Regions from separate parts of the Mus musculus genome. Here region 2 is linked to region 1. The links are chromatin loops, found by intact Hi-C in ENCODE. Cell type or tissue: heart. All regions are shown on one strand. Each heading gives the region's core, and the rest is flanking DNA. Links, peaks and the distances in the headings are about the cores only.

Region 1 (12,150 bases), core at 6,472-8,971:
AAAACCCGTTTCAGCTTCTAAGCCTTGGAGCAGCCAGTTTTGTAATAATCACTAATATAGAGCTAATTGGGGCTTTGAACCTGTGTCCAGCTCATGGGAGGCCATTATTTCCTTCATTGTCCCCCTTATAGCCAAGGTTTGTTAATTTTAACATGTATTTATTTTTCTTTTCATATTATGATTGTTTCTGTGTGCACATGTGTACATACACTATGTATATGCCAGGTGCCTTTGGAGTTCAGAAGTAAGTATCAGATCCCTTGGAACTAGAGCTATGGATGATTGTGAACTATTGATTGTGGGTGCAAGGACCCAACCCCTGGTCCTCTAGAAGAGCAACCGGTGCTCTTAACCACTCTAGTTCCCTATAGCCAGGATTTAAATTGCTGTTCCCACTAGATGTAGTGGTTCATGCCTTTAGATACCTTTAGTCCCAGCACTTGGGAGGCAGAGGCAAGAGGTTTTCTGTGAGTTTGAGGCCAGCCTGATCTACAGAGTGAGTTCTAGAATAGCCAGGACTACACCATGTCTTAAGAGAGACAGACAGACAGACTGTTCCTCCTAAATCCCACCAATCAGGAGGTCTTTGTGAGTATGATTGTAAACCAGCCTGGATGACATAGTGAGACCCTATCTTTAAAAAAAGGAAAAATAAACTTGACTGTGGTAAGTACATGCCTACAATCTCAGCACTTTAGAATGGAGATAGAAACAAGGGAAACAGAGGAATTCAGGGTCAGCCCTGAACTTACTACATAGTAAATTTGAAGCTAGGGCTGGGCAGTGGTGGCACATGCCTTTAATCACAGCACTTGGGAGGCAGAGGCAGGTGGATTTCTGAGTTTGAGGCCAGCCTGGTCTACAGAGTGAGTTCCAGGACAGCCAGGGCTACAGACAAACCCTGTCTCGAAAAAAAAAACCAAAAACAACAACAACAAAAAAAAAATTTGAAGCTAGCCTGAGCTACAGGACATACACACACACACACACATCCACACATCCACATCCACACCCAAATACATACACACACACACACACACACACACACACACACACACACACACACACACACACACACACACAAATTAATAAATAAACAAGGAAAGAAATACTAGGCCAAGGCAAAGAATCACTGTAAATTTGAGGCCAGCCTGGTCTACACAGTGTGTACCACATCAGCTGAGCTATAGAGTGAACTCTTGTCTTTAAAAAAAATTAAGAGAATGAGAAAGAGAGAGAGAGAGAGAGAAAGCTGGCCGCTGTTTGGTACTATCATTGATAGAACAGCCCTCACGCATGGGTAGATGTGTGCAGTGATTTGATTAAGCTGTCTCCCTGTGGTCCACACAGCCATTTTCACCCATGTGCTTATCTTAACAAGAAAGTCCCCATTCAAGGGGGTTCAGCACTATACTTCAGAATTATAGAGCAAACCAGCTAGAAAGGTCATCTGGTCTACCCTCCATGCTAAGGAAGCAGGAGAAGAGATGAGATATGTCCAGCAACAAGCAAAATACAGTGACAGAGCTGACACTACTGTTTCTATAAGTACCCAGAAGTAGGACTTGCCTCTCAGAGAGGCCTTAGGAGGACAGTAATGGAGATGACCTTGAAGGAAGGTGACAATAATCTCAATGAGAAAAGGAAGAAGGGCCTGTCCTGGTGTTTGCATCCACAGGGAATAAACACAGACTCAACCTGGGGTGTTAGTAAGAAATTGCTAGGATGTTGGGATACCAAAGGGTTAAAAACAGGAGCCATGGGTACAAGGCAGGTGGCAAGAGACACAGTAAAAGAAAAAAGGAGACCCCCAAAGACTTGGGGGTCAGGGGAACCACCCATCAGAGACAGACAGCTCAGAATTTTCTCTAGAAAAGGGTGAGTCCTCTGTGCAGCTACTCCAAAAGAAGAAGACCGGGTTGGTCCCAAGCCAGTGGTCTTGTACACCTGCCTGTTCATCTGGCTTGACTTGCTTTCCTGAGAGCTACCAGAAGCCAATATTGAGTTTGTCTCCCTCCCTGATAGGGTTTGTCTCCTTCCCCAATGACACAGAGAAAACTGGAAATGCCAGCGTGCTGGGATTATACACACCTACAGATCTTTGCAGACACTGGAGCCCCTTCCCTGGTTTTAGCCTATAATTAGGCTATAGAAAGACATACTCACCTCCATGAAGGGCACTGCCCGGCAAGAAACATCCCCGAGTAGCCTTTGCTTGGTAATCTCATTGAAGATGACAATTGGGAGGCAGAAGAAGAGGACCAGGAAATCCCAGAGAGCCAGGCTGGCAAGGATAGAGTTCCAGGCACTCTTCAAGTAGTAGCTGTGCCACACAATGCACATGACAGACAGATTGCCAACGATACCCACAGCAAACACCACCAGAGCCAGGAGCATGATGGCGTAGGCGCTGTAGGAGCTCTCGGTCACCGGATACAGGGGGTTCTGAATCTGCAGCCTCTGACTTGGCGTCCCGGTCAGGTTGACCCTCAGCTCTTGTCCATTACCTGGGGTGGCCCCATCCTTGTCTGGGTTGGGGCTAGTGGCCTCCAAAGTCTTGGTGGGCTGCAGGCCAGCAGGATGGATGGGCTTGGGATATTCAGCCCACTCCTCGGGTACATAGTGCTGTACCTCCTTGGGCCCCTCGTCCTTGGTGCCTCTTCGGGGTCGACTCTGCTGCTCCTGGACCTTGGCTCTATGCCCACCTAAAGATGAGGTGGCAGCCCCAGAGACCCCACTCAGCCCCACAGTCAACACTACAACAAGAGACACAGCCAGGGGCCACAGCCACCGCATGGCCAGGAAAGCAGGGCACAGCTGCCTCGGAGAGGTGAGGGTGAGGGGACCTAAGGGCTGCGTGGAATTAAGAGAGGCAGCTGGCAGCTGGGTCCGCCTCCAGTCAGGCGTCTGGCATGGATGGCCCTTCCTCCCATCCTGTTGGCCATGGTCTAGCCAGGGCCCTCTGCTGGACACTGAGCTGTCTGTCCTGGCCGCACACATTGCATTCCCGACCACATCCGTTTTCAGGCTCTGAGACCACAGCGGGGCAGATTGAGGATCCCTCGAGGGACCTGCTCCAATCACTGCAACCGGGGAAATGAGGTTTTCAGGTGATGGAGAGGCAGACTATAATTGGAGCATAGATCTCCCAGTTCTACCCAGTTCTAAGGCAGATCCTACATTCAAAACAGAAAGATAGGCTCGGTATGGTGACTATGGCCTGTAATCCCAGCCCTTGGGAAGTTGAGACGGGGGACAGAGTTCAAGGCCAGCTTGGGCTACATAGCAAGATCCTGGTTTTGCGCCTTTTTTTTTTTTTTAATTTGCCAAGGTCAAAACTTGAATTATAATAATTGCCAAAACTATTGGATTCATGGGTAGGTGTACCATTCTTCTGGAGTTTGTTTGTTTATTTGTTTGTTTGTCTGTTTTAAAGTCAGGGTCTCTATGTAGCCCTGGCTGTCCTGAAACTCACTCTATAAACCAGGCTGTCCTCGAACTCAGAGATCCATCTGCCTCTGCCTCCTGACCACTAGGATTAAAGATGCAAGCCACCAACATCTATCAGCTGGGTTCTTGACGGTTCTTTTTTTTTTTTTTTAAGATTTATTTTTATTTATTTATTTATTTATTTATTTATTTATTTATTTATTTATTATATGAAATGAAAGTACATTGTAGCTGTCTTCAGACACTCCAGAAGAGGGAGTCAGATCTCGTTACGGATGGTTGTGAGCCACCATGTGGTTGCTGGGATTTGAACTCTGGACCTTCGGAAGAGCAGTCGGGTGCTCTTACCCACTGAGCCATCTCACCAGCCCTCTTGACGGTTCTTAATATGTTTCGTGGGGCAGTGCTGTTGTGATCTCAAGTTCAAATTTTAAGATTTGTGGTAGTCTTAATAACTATGTAGTTGACACAAGTTCAAACATGGAGTTGACTCCATAGCCTTTGAACTCAATGCTGGTCTCAGCAGGCAAGAGCCCATTCCTTGCCTTCTAGCCACACAGACTCCCAAAGGAAAGCAGCTACAAGGAAAAATTCCAAACACGACACTCTAGGATGGCGGCATATCTTAGTGGGAGTCCTCGCCTAGCATGTTTGAGGCCCTGGGTTTTGTCTCCAGCACTGGAACTACATGAAAACAAAACCAATAATAATAATAATAATAATAATATGAAATTAAAATTATGAAAGTGTGGTCAAGAGAAAGGAAATAGAGATGTAAATCAATGATTACACCTTGGCCTGGCAGATGCAGTGAAAGGCGGGGTCAAGGTACAGGGCAGAGTCCGAGGATCCTGGGGCTGTCTGGAAGGCTGGAAGTTCTCTGAAGCAAAACGACTTTGGAGTGAAGCCTTAAAGGCTCCTAAGAGATGGACAGAAAGATGCTCCAGGCAGAAGATACAGCACACAAATGGCAGGGTCCTGAAAGTGGGTGGTGTTCCTGCCAGACAGCAATAATTCACAGGAGGATGGGATGCTAGGGAAATGGAGAGCAGGGCAATGGGGTTGGGGCAAGAATCACCAGATAAAGGAGCAAGAAGGCTTTTGTATGCTAGACCAAGGAGTTCAGACACTGTGGTGCGCACCTTTAATCCCAGCACTTAGGAAGCAGAGGCAGGCAGATCTCTGAGTTCAACTCTGGTCTACAGAGAGAATTCCAGGATAGCCACTGCCACACAGAGAAACCCTGACTCTAAAACAAAACAAAAAGATGTTATCCCAGAGGCAAGGGAGAATATTACACACTGTCACAAAGAAGAGCATTGACTTGACCAGGTAACTTTCAAGGGGGCCAGGATGGGCAGCAGATTCCCAACAGCACAAGCAGGTATTGTTTCCAGGAGAGCCTGCAACACTGAGGGGTTCACTGCAGGGAGTGTGGGAGGTATCAAGGCTGAGGGAACGGACTCTGCCCGTCCATTTCTGCAGGACAGACCTTCTGGATACCAGTGGAAATCTATGCCGGAGCACTGGGATGTTGATTTCTGCAGCTAAGGAGAACGGCCAAAGCAAACAGGACACAGGGCTGACTGGGAGCTATTTACACAGTCCACTGGCAAGCATTAACTGACCACTGCTACCAAGACTTTCAATCTGAAAGCAGCTTTCCCAGAAGACTTCCTGACCAGGAAACTTGCCACCCTACCCAGTAGGTCCCGACATGCTGTGTAAAACTAGGGGTTCCAGGAGAAAAAGAGTAGGAGGAGGAGGAGACAAAGAGAAAGATAGGAGAGTCTGTCCTCTGCTGAGGAGTCTTGGGGAGCTGCCAGAGCTCTGTCTGAAGTCTGGCATGCCAGCCAGCAGCCCAGCTTCATCACCACCACGACCCAGATTATGTCATCAGGAAAAGGACACTTGGACCCCACAGGAATCCTGTGTCTTCGGGAAACTTAAGAGAAGCGCTAAGGCCCCGCCCCGAGCACCACATGCTCTTCCGTGCTCAGAACCAGCCAGGCTCTTCTAATCCTCCCGGAGAACTGCTCCAGGAACCTGCCCCAGAACCACTCTGGTCTTTTTGTCTTTCCCATGACCTTAAACGGCTGCGCTGCGACTAAAATCCTCCACCTTCTTTCTGCCTTATGCTGCCTTATGCTGTAGCTAGTTGGGTGAAGGGGAGTCATCGTTATTTGTACTAAGCATTCCCCAAGTACCAGGCTCTGTCCTAAACACTCATGATTACCAGGTAGCCTTTACTTCATTACACGGGCTCAGAGAGATAAAGAAACCAGCTCAAGGACACTCAGCTAGGAAATGACCCAGACATCCGAAAGAAAGGTTTGACTCACAACCCTAAACCCCTCCCCTGCTCCTTTGTAGCTTGCAGGGCTGTAACAGCAAAGAGCTCAGAGATGATCTACGCCAGCCCTTTTACTTCTCAGACGTGGAAACGGAAGACCTGCGAGGCCAAGTCCCACGGCAACAGACTCGGGCAGCCACATCTATACTGTGCGATCCTAGCTTGCTTCACAGGCAGGTGCTGGAACCCAGATCGGTGGTTCTCAACCTGTGGGTCACGGCCCCTTTGGGGTTGAACGATCGTTTCACAGAGGTTACCTATGACCATTGGCAAACACAGGTGATCACACCATGATTCATAACCGCAGCAAAATTTGTTACAAAGTAGCGATGGGCCGGGCATGGTGGCGCATGCCTTTAATCCCGGCACTCCGGAGGCAGAGGCAGGTGGATTTCTGAGTTCGAGGCCAGCCTGGTCTACAAAGTGAGGTCCAGGACAGCCAGGGCTATACAGAGAAACCCTGTCTCGAGAAACCAAAAAAAAAAAAAAAAAAGTAGCGATGGGATAATTTTATGGCTGGGGGAGGGGGGGCCACCACAGTGAGGAACTATATTAAAGGGTCTTGGCACTAGGAAGTTGAGAACCGCTGGGCTAGATCTTAGCACAGGGCTGATGGAAGCCAGAGTTAGGCCTCTGCTTTTCTTTCATATTCACACATATTTTTCATTCATTCTATATTCTAGCCCATCCTGCTTCACATTGTGCTTGCATATGCTAGACACTCCGTGTAGTTTGAGCTGGAAGACGACTCAGTGGGTAAGAGAGCTAAGAATGTGAGTTCCAGGGGCTGGTGAGATGCCGCAGTGGTTAAGAGCACTGACTGCTCTGACTGCTTTTCCGGAGGTCATGAGTTCAAGTCCCAGCAACCACATGGTGGCTCACAACCATCTGTGATGGGATCTGATGCCCTCTTCTGGCCTGTAGGTGTACATGCAGACAGGACGCTGTATACATAATAAATAAATACATTTTTTTTAAAAAATGAGTTCCAATCGATGGCACTTGTCTTGCAAAGGACTTGGGTTCAATTCCCAGAACCCACATAATGGCTGAGGAATGACATACATGCGTGCAAGTATTCACACACACAAAGTAAAGAAATATTTTTTTTTAATTGGGGGCTGGAGAAATGGCTCTGGTTAAGAGCACTGACTGCTCTTTCGAAGTTCCTGAGTTCAAATCCCAGCAACCACATGGTGGTTCACAACCATCTGTAATGACATCTGACACCCCCCCCCTTCCTGGTGTGTCTGAAGACAGATACAGTGACTTACATAAAAATAATAAATAAATCTTTTTTTTAAAAATGTGGCTCCATATACCCATAACTCCAGTGCCACGGGGCAGAGATAGAAAGATGTCTGTAGCTCTCTGGAGCCAGGCTAGCCTCTGGTTTACTGACAGTCCTTATCTCAAAGGAATAAGGCAGAGTGATGGAGCATGACACCCCATGTCTCCCTCTGAGTTTGTGTACACAGGCGCACACATTCATGAATGCACACACACACACACACACACACACACACACACACACTTCTTCAAATGCCTAAAAGGACATGCAATCTCCTTGCTGATTTCCAGTAAGACAGCTGAAATGCCAGAGGCCACTAGGTGGAACCAAATAATCAGAGTTGGAGACTAAGACAGCTCTCAAGCCTTGGTCCTCTCCTGTCCCCGGCCTTAGCTAGCCCACAGTACCCAAGTCCAGCCCACAGTTCTTGTGAGCTGCCTGCAGATCTGATCCAAACACAGATGGTGGTGGTACTGTGTGCTCACGGCTACCCAACACCTCCAGAGGGGCCACCTACCTGCAAAGTGCTCTCCACCCTCGGCTGCTTCTGGAAGCTTCCGGACCAGGCCGGAGGAGCACTTGCTTGGAGAACCCCAGAAAGGCACTGAAGGTGCAGAGCTGTAACAGCAAAGAGCTCAGAGATGATCTACGCCAGCCCTCTTACTTGGCTTACCTTAGCTCCTGCGTAATCTCCCCTTGACTCTCCATGATCCCAGGAATTCCCCGAGCTTCCACCTGGGAGTTTCCCCCACTGGTAGCTAAAGACTACATGCAACATGCTATGTAGGTGGGAGGGAGAGACTACATGCAACATGCTATGTAGGTGGGAGGGAGAGACTACATGCAACATGCTATGTAGGTGGGAGGGAGAGAGGGAAACAGAGACCGGGGCTCTCCCTGGCAATGAAGTAGGTGAGGACTCCTCACCAAAGAAAATAATACAAGCCCATATTTCACTGAGCAAATGCCACCTTGTACACGACTCGCAGCTGCTCAGTAGCTCAAGTGCTTAACCCTGCTTCGGCTCCTCACCCATAGCATGGGGCAGCAACAGGCTCCTGAGAAGTGGGAAGATCAAATCGGTGTGAATACTGGGGGTAATGTGGACTCACTTAAAAAAAAAAGATTTATTTATTTTATGTGTATGAGTTTTCACCTGCATGCATATATGTGTGCATATACACCTACATACATAATGTATGTGTGTGTGTGTGTGTGTATGTGTGTGTGCATGTGCACCATGTGCCACAGATCCCTTGGAACTGAAGTTATAGAATGAGCTGCCATGTGGGTACTGGGAATTGAACCCAGGTCCTCTAGAGGAGCAGCCAGTGCTCTTAACCTCTGAGCCATCTCTCCAGCCCATATGACTCACTAGCCACTAGCAAGAGAAAATTCACATCTTCCCTTGTGAGAGAGAGTGCTAGCTATGATTTTTCTTTAACAGGGCCAGAAATCAAAGCAGAAAGGCGGGAGACAGCTAAAATCGAGTATGACAGATTCTAACAGGGACATCCTGTTTCGAGAAGCCAAATAAACTAAAAAATAAAGAGCTAAAAGTTGCATATGTAGTTCATTTTACAAACATTTGTTGAGCACCTACTGTGTGTTGGGCTTTGCCCTGGCTGATCAGAGCCAGGGTGAGGCGCAGAGGAAGCCCTGGTGAAATTCACCTTTGAGCTGTGTGTGAGAGTGCGCGCCAGAACCAGGAGGATCAGCGCAAGTCTGAAGCAGCCTGGACTGTGTAGCAAATTTCCAGGCAGCCAAAGTACATCTAGGGACTAACATAAAGAGGGAGGTTGGAGAGATGGCTCAGTGGTTAAGGATGCTTGTTTTCTGTTCAGAGGACCTGAACAGATCAATGTTTAGTTCCCTGTACCTACTTCCGGTGACTAATGACAATCTGTAACTCCAGCTCCAGGGGCTCTAGCACCCTTTTCTGGCCTTTAAGGGCTCTGCACCCAGATGCACAAGCACAAATTCACATATAGACACACAAATAATTAAAAAAATAATAAATAAGTTTTCAAAATAAAAAGAGGGAACATGAGAATTGGGGTTCACCTTATTGTGAAGGATACGGCCACTAAAAAGCTGAATCTGCAAAACAGCCTAAAGGGTGGTGAAAGGCATGGAGGGAAAGGACAGGGACCCGAAAGCCCATGGGACCGCCTCACCCTTCACTTAATCGTTGGCGAGAAGTAGAGGTGCCTGGCTCTGAAGTCTCACAAGATGCTGTGACAGTAAGATGTGGTCACTGTGTGGCCTTTTATATATAAATGAAAAGGTTCGGCGCTGGGTTATGGCTTAGAGGGAAAGTAATTAGCCTGGAATGAACAATGTCCTGGCTTCCATCCCTAGCTTGCCAAAAATAAATAAATTAATTAATTAAAAAACAAAATCAAGCCGGGCATGGTGGCGCACGCCTTTAATCCCAGCACTCGGGAGGCAGAGGCAAGTGGATTTCTGAGTTCGAGGCTGGCCTGGTCTACAGAGTGAGTTCCAGGACAGCCAGGGCTATACAGAGAAACCCTGTCTCAAAAAACTAACTAACTAACTAACTAACTAACTAACTAACTAACTAACTAAATAACTAAATAACTAAATAACTAAATAACTAAATAAATAAATTCAAAATAGGGTAAATTTGGGATGGTTGTTTCTATTTTGGGGTGGAGTTTGTTTTTGTTTTTTGATGTAGATTTTCACTATGTAGCCTTGGCTGACCTGGAACTCGCTACGTAGACCAGGCTGACCTTAAACTTAGACATCTACTACCTCAGCGTCCCGTGCACTGGGATCAAAGGTGTGCACCACCATTCCTGGCAGAATTAAATAACACTTTAAATGGTAAGCCTTCTGTGATGATAACAGCTGGTACTTATCAACGTACAAGGGAGGGACAGAAACACCTGGCCATTTGCATGCAATATACATTTCCACGCCTCAGACTGCCCCAAGGGTGGGACCAGAGAGGGAACCAGGGGACTCTGATGTTCTGATTTAAACTGGGGTTCAAAATACACTCGTTAAATTTTCTTTTTATATTCAAACAGAAGGTCTCCTGTGCACAGCCCTAAGTAGGGCACGAAGGGAGGTACACTGGTCCTAGAAGAACCCAGACAATGGAGTTACCAAACATCTGGTGAACGTGATCCATGTCTTCCTATCTGGGTCCTCAGTGCCTGGCATTCAGGTAGATACTTAAAATGTTTAAGAGGACACATAAGGCAGCGTATCAGATAAAGGTGCTTGCCTCTAAGCCCAACAACCTGAGTTTCATTCCTGGGACCTACTTGGTAGAAGGAGAAAATCAATTCTTACCCATTGTCGGCTGATCGACACACTCACCGATGCACATGTGCCTATGTACACACACGTGCCTATATATGCAAAACATGTACACAGATTAATAAAATGCAACTAGAAGTATTTCTCAAAGCAAGTATGTATTGGGGGACTGGGATGTTGCTCAAACCATAGTGTTTGCCTAGGATGCTTGTTGCCTTCTAGCCTCAACTTTGTTAAAAAAAAAAAAAAAAAACTGTAACCAGGTGTGGTAATCCCAGCAGCTGGGAGACAGAGTCGAAGGTCAAAGGTCGCTCTCAGCCTCAGAGCATGTTAGAGACCAGCCTTAAAGACATGAAACTGGGTTTCCTTGGTGTTTTACTTTATTTATGTGTGTGTGTGCCTGCTTATCTGTATGTACAGCACATGTCTGCTCAAATAGGCTAGAAGTCAGCATTAGCTCCCTGGGAGCTGGAGTTTAAGCCATTGTAGCCACTTGACCTGCGTGCTAGAAACCAGACCTGGGTTCTTTGCAAGAGAAACAAAACAGGGTCTAATTTTGGAGAGCAAGTTGACCTGCAACTCACAAAGATTCACCTGCCTCTGCCTCCCAAGTGCTGCAGCTAAAGGCATGTGCTATTACACCCAGCCAGCAAATGCTTTTAAAGGCTGGGCCATCTCTCCAGCCCTGAAACTGTCTTTAAAAATCTCTAAAGGAGCTGGAGAGGTGGTACCCACATGGCTGCTCACAATTATCTGTAACTCCAGTTCAAGGGGATGCAACCCACATGTGTCATATAGACACATGTGATGGTGGAAAGGTTAGGGGGCTGGAGAGATGGCTCAGCGGGTAAGAGCACTGACTGTTCTTCCAGAGGTCTTGAGTTCAAATCCCAGCAACCACATGCTGGCTCACAACCACTGGTAATGAGATCTGATGCCCTCTTCTGGTGTGTCTGAAGACAGCTACAGTGTACTTAGATATAATAATAAATAAATCTTTAAAAAAAAAGGTTAAAAACATTTTAAAAGTAAAACTAAAAATATAAAACAAAAGTTTATTGAATGTGCATCATGTACCAGACACATGGCTACTTTTGCTGGCTAGGGTTTTTTATTGTTTTTTTTTTTTTTTAATTACTTTGACACAAGCCATGATCATCAGGGAAGAAGGAACCTCAACTGAGAAAATGCTTCCATCTCATTGACTTGTAGGCAAGACTGCGGATTGTTGTTGTTGTTGTTGTTTTTGGGTTTGTTTTTTGTTGTTGTTGTTGGTGATGGTGTTTTGGGTTTTTTGGTTTCTTTTGATGGGTGGTTGATGTGGGAGGACCCAGCCCTGTGGGCAATGCCACCTCTGAGCAGGTAGCCCCAGATGTTATAAAAAGACAAGCTGAGCAGGCCATGGGAGCAAGCTGGTCAGTTCTGTTTCAGTTCCCACCTCTAGGTCCCTGCTTGAGTTCCAGCCCTGAGTCCCCTCAGCGACGGACTGTGATGTGGAACTGTAAGTTAAACCAAACCTTTCCTCCCCACATTGCTTTTGGTCGAAATCTTTTATCACAGCAACAGAAACCAAAATACAGCACTACTCAGAAGTATTTGATCCTGACGTGGGGATGTAGCTCAGCCTGGTCAGGGCTAGAGTGGCCAAAGGCCATGTCTCTGTATATCTGCAAAGGCTTGTGTGGGATTCTTGAACTCAGACCCCTCCACAGGTCCTGTGGAAGCTAAATCCTGATTCTGCAGCCGTGGAGTGGGTGGAGACAGT
Region 2 (12,150 bases), core at 4,538-7,037, 87 kb after region 1:
ACCCTCCAGCTGCATACATCAACACCCAGCCCCCCCCCCACCCCATCTTTCTTCATGCTTAACATCTTCTTCCACCTGTCTCCATGCCTTATCCAATGCAGAGTCCCAAATTTCAGTACACAGAGAGCTCAGGCCAAGGTTAGAAAAAGCCCAGAAGGCACTTTATTGGAGCCTCCATTCACAGGAAAGGGGATCCAGGAGACCCCTCTGGGGGAAGAGGGGGTCCTGGAATCACCCTACTTCTCGCTGGTCCAGTTAGGGGGCCTAAAAAAAAATCAGTCTGGCCACCAGCACTCAGTGGAGAAGAGCAGGGAGGGGAAATGCTTTAGAAAAAATAGCTCTCTATATACACCTGGAATATTTATAGCACATAAATTAGGGATGATCCGACCCCCGTCTGTGGAGCCTGAGTACTGAGCAGAGAGGTGGAAGGCAGTCCAGGAAGTACCGAGGACACAACCCTGTCCCCTCCGTCCCTGCAGTCTCCTGCCACAGTCTCCCCAGCCTCCTTGGCTGAGGCCAGGCATCTGCAGGTGGGTCTCATTTGCAGTCCATGTTGGGACGGGAGGGAACTGGAGTCACAGCTGGAGAGTTATCGAACAAGTTGGTTCAAACCCTGGGGCTTGTAATTCCAAGAGGGCGAGGAGAGAGGCCAAAGGCTGCACTTGAGGAGACTGCAGAGGGCACGCCCAACAGGTTCTTCCTCTCTACAGCAACACAGGGAACACATCCATGTTAAGGGGGCCATCAGGCCTGCCTGTCCTTCCAGGAAGGCTTCAGTTCTGGAGTTCATGCCTGAGTCAGGTCCTGGGTCCAGCCCCGATCCTTAATTCCGACTCTCTCCAACCTCTTCTTCCTTCCAGCCACTAGAGTTCTTGCCAAACTTGTAGACGAGCCGTCGGCCATCCACCCGTTCCAGGATCTCCCGTTTGTAGTAATACCTGCGTGGGAAGGAGGTGGTCAGAGGTGTAGGCAAGAGGCATGCTATGGTCTGAGGTTCGCATTGGTTCCCAGCCCCAGTGTGCTGAGCTGGCCCTCTCTGCCTGAGTGTTCCCTCTCCTCACCTGTTGTGGCCGCGGTGATCTGTAATTATGGCCAGAGCACCTGCTTCTACATTTACTTCTCTGTGCCTTCTGGCTATGTCCTGGGGCTTTTCATAAAGGCCCGTGAACTGAGGGAGAGGGGACTTTAGCAACGCTGAGCTAGTTCACCTTTGTGGCCCAGAGACAAGGGAGCTGAGCTGTCAATTTCTATTCTTTCTCTCAAGTGTCTTTCTTAGAACAAGTCTGCAGGAAACACAGAAATGTTAGCTAAAGCTAAGTGTGCTCACGATCTCTGCCCAGCGCTTTCTTCATGCTGCACGTAACCAACTACACAGGGCCACAACACTGTCCTTGTCCTCTCCATACGGGCCTCAGGCCTGTCTTGTGAAACCTAGCGGAAGCCAGTAGAGCCCAAGCAGAGGTCCCTGACGCTCACACTCACCTCATGGCTCGGCTCAGCTTCTCATAGGTCATGTTGCTGTTCTTCTTCTTCTGGCCCCAGAGTTGGGCCACGGCCTCTGAGCGAAGAAACTTGAACACACCCTCGTGCCGGTTCTCCCACTTCATGAGGCCTTCGTTGAGCTCGGGGTGGATTAGGATGTCTCGGATAAACTCCCACAGGTGAGTACCTCTGGGGGCTACAAGGGAAGATTTCCTCAGTTATCAGTCTGGGGTGCCCCTCTCCTCTAGGCGACCTGGCCTCTCCTATCCCAACGAGGCTAAGAGCCAAGGCATATGGGAGTATATGAAATGTCCTCTTAGTGATTGCTATAGTGGCTGCTTCCTTTCCTGCCCCAAAATGCAATGCGCTAGGCCGACTGCACAGAGCGCTCGATTCTCTCACCAGTTAAGGATCAAACAACTGGTTAAGATGGACAGCGACAGAGACACGCTTCTTTGTGAGGGGGCTCATGGTTCAGTGGGGACCAATGGTGGTGAGAACTTGGCACACATGGGGTCAGAGAGCTGCCTATAGCCTGAGGGACCAAGAAACAGCTTCCCGGAATTAACAGTCCCCTCGGGACAAGAAGGAAAGCAGGCCAGGAGTGCATACGTGCAGGTCTGTGTGTATGGAAGAGGCGGCAGGCAAGACCTTTGGGGTGACCTCCAGGTGGTTCAGAGCAGCTGGAGCACACAAGGCCCGAGGCTCTTTCAGCAGGCTGTGCCTGGAGTCGCAGCCACCCCAGCCTGCCTGGCTCTGAGCACCCACCAGCTGCCTCCTCCCCATCGGAAAGTTCCATCAGGCAAGACAGGGGCCAAGTACAGGGATAGTTAAAGAGGAAGAGTGTGGGAAGGCTGGACTCTCTCCATGGCCTCTCCTAGGACCCTCAGTTCCCTTCTTCTCTAAGTCCAAGCAGGCCTCTGTAAAGAGGCAGTAACAAATGCCATGGAGCCCCGTCAATGCAATGAGTTCCAGCGGCTGTGAGAGGCCAGTGGAAGCTGAAGGAATAGTATCCCTCCGCCCACAGGCCTGGCAGCCCTTAGAGCTTACCGTGCTTGCTCTTCTTGCCCTCCAGACAGTCCCAGTATTCCTTGCTCAGCTTTCTGGGACGCCCCCGTTTCCTCTTCCCGTGCTTGGGTTCCCCCTTCTTATAGTCAGGAAAGCCATCTATGGGAAGGGGGTTGGAAGGTCAAGAGAAGGTAAGGGCAGGGTGTCAACAGGGAGCCTTGCTACAGAAACTGCAGCCATAGGGCAGAGGGGAGTGGCTAGACCCCATGGACAGGACCCCCAAGAACAGCCCTCAACTCACCTCTAGGGAAGACCTTGCTCTCGGTGAGGTCCAGGTCCACATCACTTCCACCGGAGTCAGAAGCATGGGAACTCTGGGGAGTAGCGGTCCCTAGGGGTGAAAAATACCACTTCAATGCCAGGGCCAGCCTACCCAGTCACTGCCTACCCAGACTTCAGATACTGAATGAGTATTCTAAGAACTCGATGCACTCTAGGGCACTTGGAGAAGGCAGGCTGTGGCAAGGGCAGGACTTACTTGCAGTGGAGACATCAGAGCTGCCGGGGGAGGGCGCTCCAGGGCCATAGGTACTGCAGTAGTAGGGACTGGCCTGGCGGCCATCATCCAGGAGTTCCTGGGCAAAAGGACTTCCCTGATCTGAGAAAAGAAGTTAAGAGCTTAGAGAGGCCCAGGATACCAGCAAGGACAGGCACGACCCTCCAGGGACCACAGAAATGACTATGGACTTATTTTCAAGTTGGGAGAGAATATCTCTAGCACTCTGGAGGAGTTACAGATGGGACAAGACAAGCTAGGGAGGAAAAAGGGAGAAAATGGGTTCTCACCAAAGGGGCCCGAGTCGCCTAGGCTCTCTTGGAAGGACATGCCATCCTTCTCCAGCAGCTCGATGATCCAGCTGAGTTCATCAGAAGAGTTGGAGGCTGGCGGAGGCAGGGAGGGAGAGCGTCACTGACCATGGTTCCGGCAGGGGCTCGATGGCTGCACCCTCCTGCCCAAGTCCCAGCCACCTCGCTCACTCTCTAGGCCCTGTGGCTCCCAGCCTAGACTTACTGAGGTCCCGAAGCTGGGCATGGAGCTGGTCTCCCAGAGGTCCAAAGACTAGCCGCAGCTCCTCCAGCGCACAGCTGCAGAGGGTGGCTCCGTCCATGTCGCAGCGGGAGAAGTCGATGGAGCTGGCGTCATACTTGTTCTTCTCCACTTGGTAGCTGATCCACTCCAGAACCTGGGTCTTCGACCAGAACTGGGGCCGCTCGCTAGTCCAGCTTGCCTTCTCTGCAAGGTGGAGTACAGCCAGAGGATCAGTCCTGTCCCTTTGGGATCTTGTCTGAGGTCCTACACAACCCGAGGAGGGGCGGAGAGGGACAGATACATATCCACAATCACAACATGGCTAGTTCTCAAGTTCATCCTCCCTTAATCTGTCACCACAGTTCTTATATTCCCACCACCTCAGCCACTACAGTCTTCTCGGGACTAGGAACACAGTCTAGCATAAATAAGGTCTTGTTTGGGTTCTTTCCCCAGTACTACACAAACATATGAATGAATAAATCCTCCCCAGCCACTAACTCCAGGATACCCTTCCTCCCTGTCCATTTATCATCTAAGAGCCTCTCAGATCATTGGTGTCCTGTCTGTAAAGATTTTACACAGCACTCACCTGGACCTTCCAGTGTCATCTGTTGGTTGTTCAGGGTCAACACCAAGTCTTCAGTGCCAAAGGTAGTCGGAGGAGCAGGAGCCAGGGTGGGGTCTTCTGAGCTGTACATGGCGTTGAAGTAGTTACTAAAAACGTTGCTGATCTCACAGGTGGCAGCCATGAGGGCCCCTGGGAAGAGGAGACAAGGTGGGGAGGGTACAGGTCAGGGTACACTTCCATTTCTGTCTGGCAAAGCCTGGGCAGCAACAGCCGAGAGGCAGGAAGTTCAGTGTTGCTGTAGACATTCTCTCTTCAACACCCCCCCCCTCCACCACACACACACAAACACACACACACCACCACCACCACCACCACCACCACCACCACCACCACCATCACCACCAAGAGCCAGCTACTTGGGGAAGCTGAGGTTGGATGCTCTCTTGAGCCTAGAAGGGTCAGGCCAGCTGGCGCCAAACTGGGAAATTCGGCTCCGAAAAATAAAAATAATCTCAAAGCGGGTGGGACCATGATACAAATTCTTCTGGGGCTCTCTCCACAAATCACGTGGGCTCCTGAACCAAAGAAGCCACCCTGTCCCTCCAAGACACCGATCTGGTCTCTGACCAGTCCCAGAATACACCCACAGTAGCCCCAACACTCCAGCTAGGAACCTCCAAGCCTGAGTGATTAAGTTCAGAACTGTAAATCCACTGGACGGTTCCTGAAGCCAGAGTTAGGGAATGTGACCGTACCGAGGTGTGTCAGGGTTCGGTGTGGCAGGCGGGTGAGCAGGCTTCTGAGGCCACAGGAAGGGAAGAAATCTAAGCGGTCGAAGGCTCCGCAGGTAGCAGTGATGAGTGTGGCCAGGGCGCTGCCCCCACCCGCTCTAAATAGAGCAAAGCAGGAGCTCCTCCCCTCCAGGTCTTCGGCGTACGTCCCCGGTTGTAACCTGAGCTGGTGGCTCATTGGATGCTGGGGATTTCCTGGCCTTCAGACTGGGCTCCCTGTCCCAGGTGATTTGCATATTCCGTGCCACTTGGCCCAGATCCTAGCAGGCGGTGCTGGGAAATCAGGCCTGGCTGGTTTAATGATTGTCAGAATCTGTCATTCCGCACCCTCTGGGGTTGGGCCCTGGGTACTGAACTGGGCAGGTGGCGGGAACATTGCAGGGGTGGGCATCTGTGCCTTAGGCTGCCCTCTGGCCCTGGAAATTCTTCCTGGGGGCCTGGCCAGGGCTGAACTGGGGAGGAGAAAGCAAGGCAAGGAATCTGAACCGGTGGCTGGGTCAAGACTGATGCTTCCAACTGTCTAGAGGTCTAGAGACAAGAAGGGCCTGGTGAAAGTTACCGAGGCTAAGGGGTTTCCTCCACAACACCCAGAAGCTGGGATTCTGAAAGCGGCTAGGCAACACACTGGGCAACATTCACGGTCCAGTGGTGGTTTGGGTCTGATAGTCTGTCTAGTCAGCTACAGAGACCATTTGCTGGCACTTTGCCTGTCTGGAGCCCACCCAAACGCGATGGTTGCTGAAGCGGTAGAGATCAGACACTACTTCAAGTCTTCCCTTGGTGCCTGTGGCGCTCTCCTCGCCTAGGGTCGGCTGGCGGTGCTGTTTGGTTTATCCGCGAGTCTGGTCTGCTCCTGATTACCCTTCTCTCCGCCCACTCCATTAGTATCTGCCTGCTGCCCTCTAGTGGTCAGAAGCCCAACATTTGAGTCATTACAAAGACAAACAGGATGCACATGTTAATTTACTGTTTACCGGGGCCCTTAAAAAACAAAAACAAATTGGGGTGGAGGAGGGCAGCGCACATCTTTAATCCCAGCACTCCTGAAGTAGAGGTAGAAGGATTTCTGAGTTCGAGGCCAGCCTTGTCTACAGAGTGAGTTCCAGGACAGCCAGGGCTACACAGAGAAACTCTGTCTTGAAAAACTAAAACTACAGAACAAAATCCCTCTGGAGATGCAGGAAATTGAACCCAGAGCTTCTTATGCAAGCATTCTACAAATGGGTTCTAGTCCCAGGATTCTGTTCATTTTTGAAACTTTGTCTAGCTACATATACCAGGCTGGCCTCAAACTCAAGAGACAGGCTCTAGAGATGGGTTAAAGGGTAACTACCCAGACCAACACCAGAAACCTTTTTAATATAACTATCCTCATCCAAAAACATCCAATAAGCAATGTGGGGCTGCTGAGATAGCTCAGTGGATAAGGATACCTGCTGCTAAGGATGCTATGGATGGACCCGTGTTCCATCCATACATGATAAAAGGAGAAAACTGACTCCTGTAATGTGGTACTCTGACCTTTATGTGCAAGTGTACACACACATACACACTAAACAAACAAGATATACACACACACACACACATATACACACACACATGTTTGCATCTTTTTTGAGACATGGTCTTTACATAGTTCTAGCTATCCTGGGACTTACTATGTGGCTAGCCTCCAACTCAGAACTCTACCTACCTCTGCCTCCCCAGTACTGGGATTAAAGGCACGCCCACTATGCCTGGCTGTAAGCATGGTTTTAAAAATATTTTTAAAAAGCACTGTTGGACACATGTGGAGATGCATCCCTTTAATCTCTCAACTCCCAAGGCAAGTGGACCTCTGCGAGCTGAAGGCCAAGCCTGGACTACATAGTGAGTTCTAGGTTATCAAGGGCTACATAGTAGTGAGACTCTTTCAAAAGAGAGAGAGAGAGAGAGAGTGAGAGAGAGAGAGAGAGAGAGAGAGAGAGAGAAGAAAAGAAATGATATATAGTTGTTGTCTTGATAAGTGGTTTGTTCAGGCTACCAAATTTGGAAAGTGACAAGCAGTTGTTGGTGCCTTTTCCCTCTGGCTACAACCATCCCACTCAGGGAATTTTTAAAGGGATATAGTAAGTGAGAATTCCAGTCACTTACCCTGGAATGTGGGAGTACAGCTGGTAGAGCGATTATTGCCTAGCAAAAGATATGCATGTGTCTGGAATTCCAGCGCTCAGGGTCAGTCAGTCTCAGCTACATTTGAGTTTGGGGCTATCTTAGGCTACAGTAGATTGTCTCAAAAGCAAAACCATAAAATTAGCAAAGAATCGAGGGTGTGGGACTCGATAAGCCATTAGATGTCTTGCGGCTCCAACTGGTTTGTTTTGCGTTGCCTGAGGAGATAGCTTCGGAGGCTATATGAATTGAGTAAGTTCTCTACACTGAACTGTCAGCATTTCCTGCATCTACGTTATAAGATCTGTGTCTTCTCCTCTCTCCACCCCATTTACAGACACACGACCCCCAGGTAGACCTCAAACGAAAGGAGATTCCTTTCTCTTCTAGGTACCCCATTGTCCCAGGACACAATCTGCCCACCCCCATAGGCTCCACTCTTCATCTTCAGAACGACAGGCTCCTTTCCTCTAGGTCAGGGCTGCTGGAAAACCAAGGGCTCTGGGTAGGATTTTCTCTGGCCCTTCAGGGGACCTCCTCCAAGCAGCCTGAGGCAGACACACCCTCTACCCAGTCACTTACCCTGGAATGTGGGAGAACCAGCTTTTAGCCTCTTGGCTACTCACGTGCTCCTTCCCCTAAGAACACCTGGTTGGGTCTCCAGAGCAAAGAGGAAGAAGACCACAAAGAGTCCATCAGCTAGCTCCCTTGCCTTCACGGGGCTTCCGCTCAGGAGAGGCAAAGCTGCAGAAATCTTAGAGCTAGCGCATCCCCCTGAGTATTGATTCCGTCCACAGTCAAATGGAGGAGAAAAGTGAGAAAGAATTGGGTGAGGTCAGTGCCTTGGAAGGATCCAAGACTATGATGGGAGCAGCTGCGGAGCGATAGCCTGCCTATGCATGTGCTGAGCATGGCGCATGGCGGGGGAGCCTGATGCTTTTCCTCTTTAATCCTCAGTAGCACAGCTTCAACCCCAGTCCTGTAAAAGCACAAGCAGACCCAATAGGATTCCAGCAGAACCAAGACAGCTGGTGAAACAGGACACGTAACTCCCATGCTATAAACCGTGAGTGGAAGTTCACCAGTGGTGGCGCACGCCTTTAGTCCCAGCACTCAGTAGGCAGAGGCAGGCAGATCTCTTGAGTTCGAGGCTAGACTGGTCTACACAGCTAGTTCCAAGACAGCCAGGGATACACAGAGAAGCTATCTCAAAAAACAAAATATTGACAGGTCTCAGGACTGACAGGATAAGTGTGAAGGCAAGGGAAGGAAGGGGCCATGGGACAGTCCTGAGAAAGATCAGCTGTGAAGTCGGCTATGAATGTCAGCTCTCCCCCCCCCCCCTGCACTTCTGGGCCCTCTTTGGCCTGTAGCTCACAGCTGCCTCTGTTGGTGAGGCAGAGGCATCGTCATGCTTCCCACCTGTCAGAGATGGAACCTCAGCTTTGTCTCCACCTTTGTGTAGGGACAGGTGAAGCCAGATGGGGACCAGCTCAAAGTCCCCTGTGTTTAGGAAAGACAACTTAAACTTATCTTAGCACGCTCTCTTGTCATTCCCATTCTCAAACCAAGATGATGACTGCTTCCACCTCCGTGTAGAACCAGGAAATCAGAGTTCAGCTATAGTCACTCAGCAGACTCTGCCAGTCCCGACCCATTACCACAGTTAGGGAGGATCTGGGGCAGGGGAGGCCTAGCAAAGCCCCAGGGGTCTGAGGGGGGACAGAGGAAGAGGAGAACACCCTCGTGTGGGCAGGCAACCGTGCACATATGACACAGAGGGTCGCCAGCAGGATAAAGTCAACGGTGACTGGCTCCTGCATATAACCCCAGCACTCAGGAGGCAGAAGGATCACCACAGGTCTGAGCCTGGTTCACATAGTGAATTCCAGGCCAGAAAGGACTGCATAATGAGTTTCACAAAACCACAAAAACCCAGGGCTGGTGAGATGGCCTCCGGGTAAGAATACTTGCCACTAAGCTGGTGACCCAGGCTTGATCTCTGGAACCCACCTAGTGGTACAAGAGAAGCAACTTCCACAAGTTGTCTTCTGACCTCCACGTGTGCATCACAACACACACACACACACACACACACACACACACACACACACACACACACACCATTTCTTAAACATAAATAACAATAAATGAGTCATTCTATAACTCCAACTTATCTACTTCTTGCTTAAAAACATTTATTTAAAGTGAAAAAGAATGACATTTTACTCTCTGCAGCCTGGGCTAGGGGGAGCATGGGAGGCCTCCTAGGACTCTCAGGACTCTCTAGACCAGAAGCCGCCACCAGGGCAGAGACCCAAACCCAAAGAACAGAAGCTCCGGGGCACTGGAGTGAGAACATGAATTTGGGAAGGAGCAGTTCTTCAGGAAGCCTGTGAAGCCTTTCTGAGGCAGGGACCACCCAGGCGAAGCCTCTAACTGTCCTTGGGCGCCAGGATCTGCTGGACATAGTTGACGACGTTGCTGTGGAGCTGGGAAGCAGTGGCGGCAAAGGTGTCCTTGGCCAGGGTCCGGGCCATCTCACTGCCACCCATCATGGCGTGGTACAGAGGCAGAGTGTACTTCTGCTTTCCCTGTAAGAAACAGACACCCGTCCTCAGTAGCTTACTCAGTGGGTCTACCCAGCCCCTCCTCCTCCAACTGCAGCCATGGTCTGAGGACAAGAAGGGTGTGGGGATCAGAGCAGGGAATGAAGTGCTTCCCGTGAGAAGGACTGATTTTGGCATCTTCTAGGGTGTGGAGGACGGTCCTGGGGGAATAAGTTAAGTGTGAACCTCCAATCACGGTAGCGAGGGACCATCTACGAGTACAAATGGCGGTTGACAGAATGGGACTACAAACTTTTGGAAAGTTGGAGGCAGTCAGTCACCAAAACAATGACAGCCAAAACCCAGGGCCATGTAAGGTCCATCCGCCTGCAATTAAGCCAAAATTCACATCACTGTGAGGCAGCTGCAGGGCAAGCTTGGGAGCTCCAGAGGCTTGGCCACGGGCCAGAGGGGTCAAAGGCCCCTCCCACAGATCTCCCTTTCCCTCTCCACACAGACTCCACGACAGACAGAAGAAGCTGTCGTGGCTTTGGATCCACTTGGTTCCTCCTTGCTGTGGGTTTGAGGATGCCCAGTGCATCGGAGAGCCTTTCACTCTCACAGGCATCTGCTGGCACAAGAACCTTGCCCTTCACTCCCCGCCTTTGTTCTTTGGCATGACCAGTCCTCATATTACCCATTGCTCTCTTCCTGCTTCTGGTTAGCTCTAACTAGCTTCATCCCTTAGGTTTCACCAAAAACCCGATGTCCAAAAACCTGCAACTTTCTCTTCCCGCAGGATGAAGCTCCCGGGAGTTACACCAGCACCAGCCTGATTAGGAGGGTCCCTCAGAAGCCAGACCCACTTCCTCTGAAGCACAGACCCACGTGGCTCTCCCGCCGGAAGACTTCAGGTATGATAATGGAGGTCCCCAGCCTTTGAGGGGACCAGGGATGTAACTACCCACCTGGCTCTGCAGGAAGTCCTTCACTTTCTGGAATTCCTCTTGGTAGTCATTCTTAAGGATGATTTGGCCCCATCTTAGCCGTAACTCAGCATTCTGAGCATTGGAAATCTTTGGGTATGTCTCCCCAAGTTTTTTCACATTCCCTAGAAAAGAGAGAGTGATGGGCTATTGATGGCCGGCTGAAAAGCCCAGAAGGCTCATTCTTGAGGCCACTGAGTGAGTATCTGCCCTCATTCCCTCCGAAAGCACTTGCAGAAACCTTCAGGAGGTTCCCTTACCACTCACCTCTCGCATGCGTTCTGCTCATGTGTCTGGCATGGTGATGCTCTCAGACCACGAGCACTTTAACTCTAAGGCTCTCCCCTTAATTTTACTCCAGACTCTGTTCTTCTCCTCGAGTTCTCTCCTACCATTATACTAATAAATTTGGATCCAGCTTTGAGATCTGAATATGTGCAGTTACCTATTCTTAGTATGAAAACCCCCTATGCCAGGAGAGTTGACTCTCACTGGGATTTAATGACTATTATTTCTGACTGGGGAACAACAAAGTATCAGTGGCCAGGGAGATGGTTCAGTGGCTAGGAGTGCTCCCTGTTTTTCCAGAGGACCTCAGTTCAGTTCCCAGCATCCATATCAGATGGCTTACAACCACCTGCGACCACAGCTCTAGGGTATCAATACCCTCTTCTGGCCTCCGTGGGTACCCACACATGGGTCAGACACACACATACATCAATAAATCTTTAAAGTAATTTTTAAATAAAAAAGAGTTTTGGTGACTAGGTTGAAATCTTAGCCCAACCCTTTCGAAATTGTGTTGGTTACTGGTGCCTTTCTGATACAGTCTCTGCTACCTGGGGGTTAAATGGCCTAACAGAAACAGAGTTTACAGAGCGCCCTGCAGAACCAGGGCCCTGATAGATGCCAGGCTTTGTTAATTTGATCTTGGCACTTGTCTGTGTAACCTTCACCGTTTTGATGGCATAGTCTTGTGAAGTCTCAGCCTCCCTTCTACCTGGGAGTCACTTAGAGGCCGGAATGTGAATCTACCTCTGACCTCTGACATGAAGCTGTGCACGCAAGGAGCCTGGATTCAGTGTGACAAGGAGGTAACCCACTATCCTTACCAGGAGGGAGAGGAGACTTCTGCAAGATCTTATCTAGGAAGTAGACAAGCTGGTAGGTCTTCCAGGTAGAGATGGCCACGGCTTCAATGGCTTGCATGTCTGGCTCTGAGGTCACCCACAGTTCTGCCAGCTCTTCAGCTGGCTTCATGAGTGAGTCCCCAGGGGAGAGGTCGGGGAGGTAGGGGGGCCATCCAGGGGTGTTCAGCCATCGATCAAACTCAAAACCTCATAGGTCAAAGAAAAGAAGGCACGTCAGAACTCTCCCACCAATCAACATGTCCAGGGAGTCTCCTGAGCTTGCACCCCCCATTTCCCCATCTGCGGGGTCCTGGCTGGGGTGGCATCTGGAGGCGCTCACAGTAAGACTGGACAATGCCTGTTTCTACTGTGAAACTGGTTTTTGCTTT

The links. A loop is a pair of places that touch in the nucleus more often than their neighbours do. Peaks named below come from ENCODE experiments on the same cell type or tissue, not always from the same donor. Only the 100,000 strongest peaks of a DNase experiment are listed, where the experiment ranks them.
Region 2: a loop joins it to region 1, with 6 times the contacts of the local background. A loop is called at or near these places in 33 of 42 quality-filtered maps.

Annotation. Positions count from the first base shown.
Region 1 is chr1:135,164,709-135,176,858 of GRCm38, forward strand. Gpr37l1 (G protein-coupled receptor 37-like 1) reads right to left here and starts at 2,973. Exons shown (of 2, transcript NM_134438.3): 1 at 2,167-2,973. The coding sequence starts at 2,796. In heart, for the core only: CTCF peaks have their summits at 6,712 (motif pointing left) and 7,424 (motif pointing right); a DNase peak (open chromatin) is centred at 7,563; H3K27me3 peaks cover 809 bases.
Region 2 is chr1:135,253,440-135,265,589 of GRCm38, forward strand. Elf3 (E74-like factor 3) reads right to left here and starts at 5,033. Exons shown (of 9, transcript NM_007921.3): 1 at 4,910-5,033; 2 at 4,176-4,343; 3 at 3,566-3,787; 4 at 3,340-3,435; 5 at 3,032-3,151; 6 at 2,795-2,884; 7 at 2,536-2,652; 8 at 1,486-1,681; 9 at 135-941. The coding sequence starts at 4,335. The coding sequence ends at 827. Rnpep (arginyl aminopeptidase (aminopeptidase B)) reads right to left here. Exons shown (of 11, transcript NM_145417.3): 9 at 11,744-11,968; 10 at 10,614-10,756; 11 at 9,260-9,690. The coding sequence ends at 9,532. In heart, for the core only: a CTCF peak has its summit at 5,861 (motif pointing left); DNase peaks (open chromatin) are centred at 5,022 and 5,762; H3K4me3 peaks cover 1,295 bases; H3K27ac peaks cover 1,110 bases.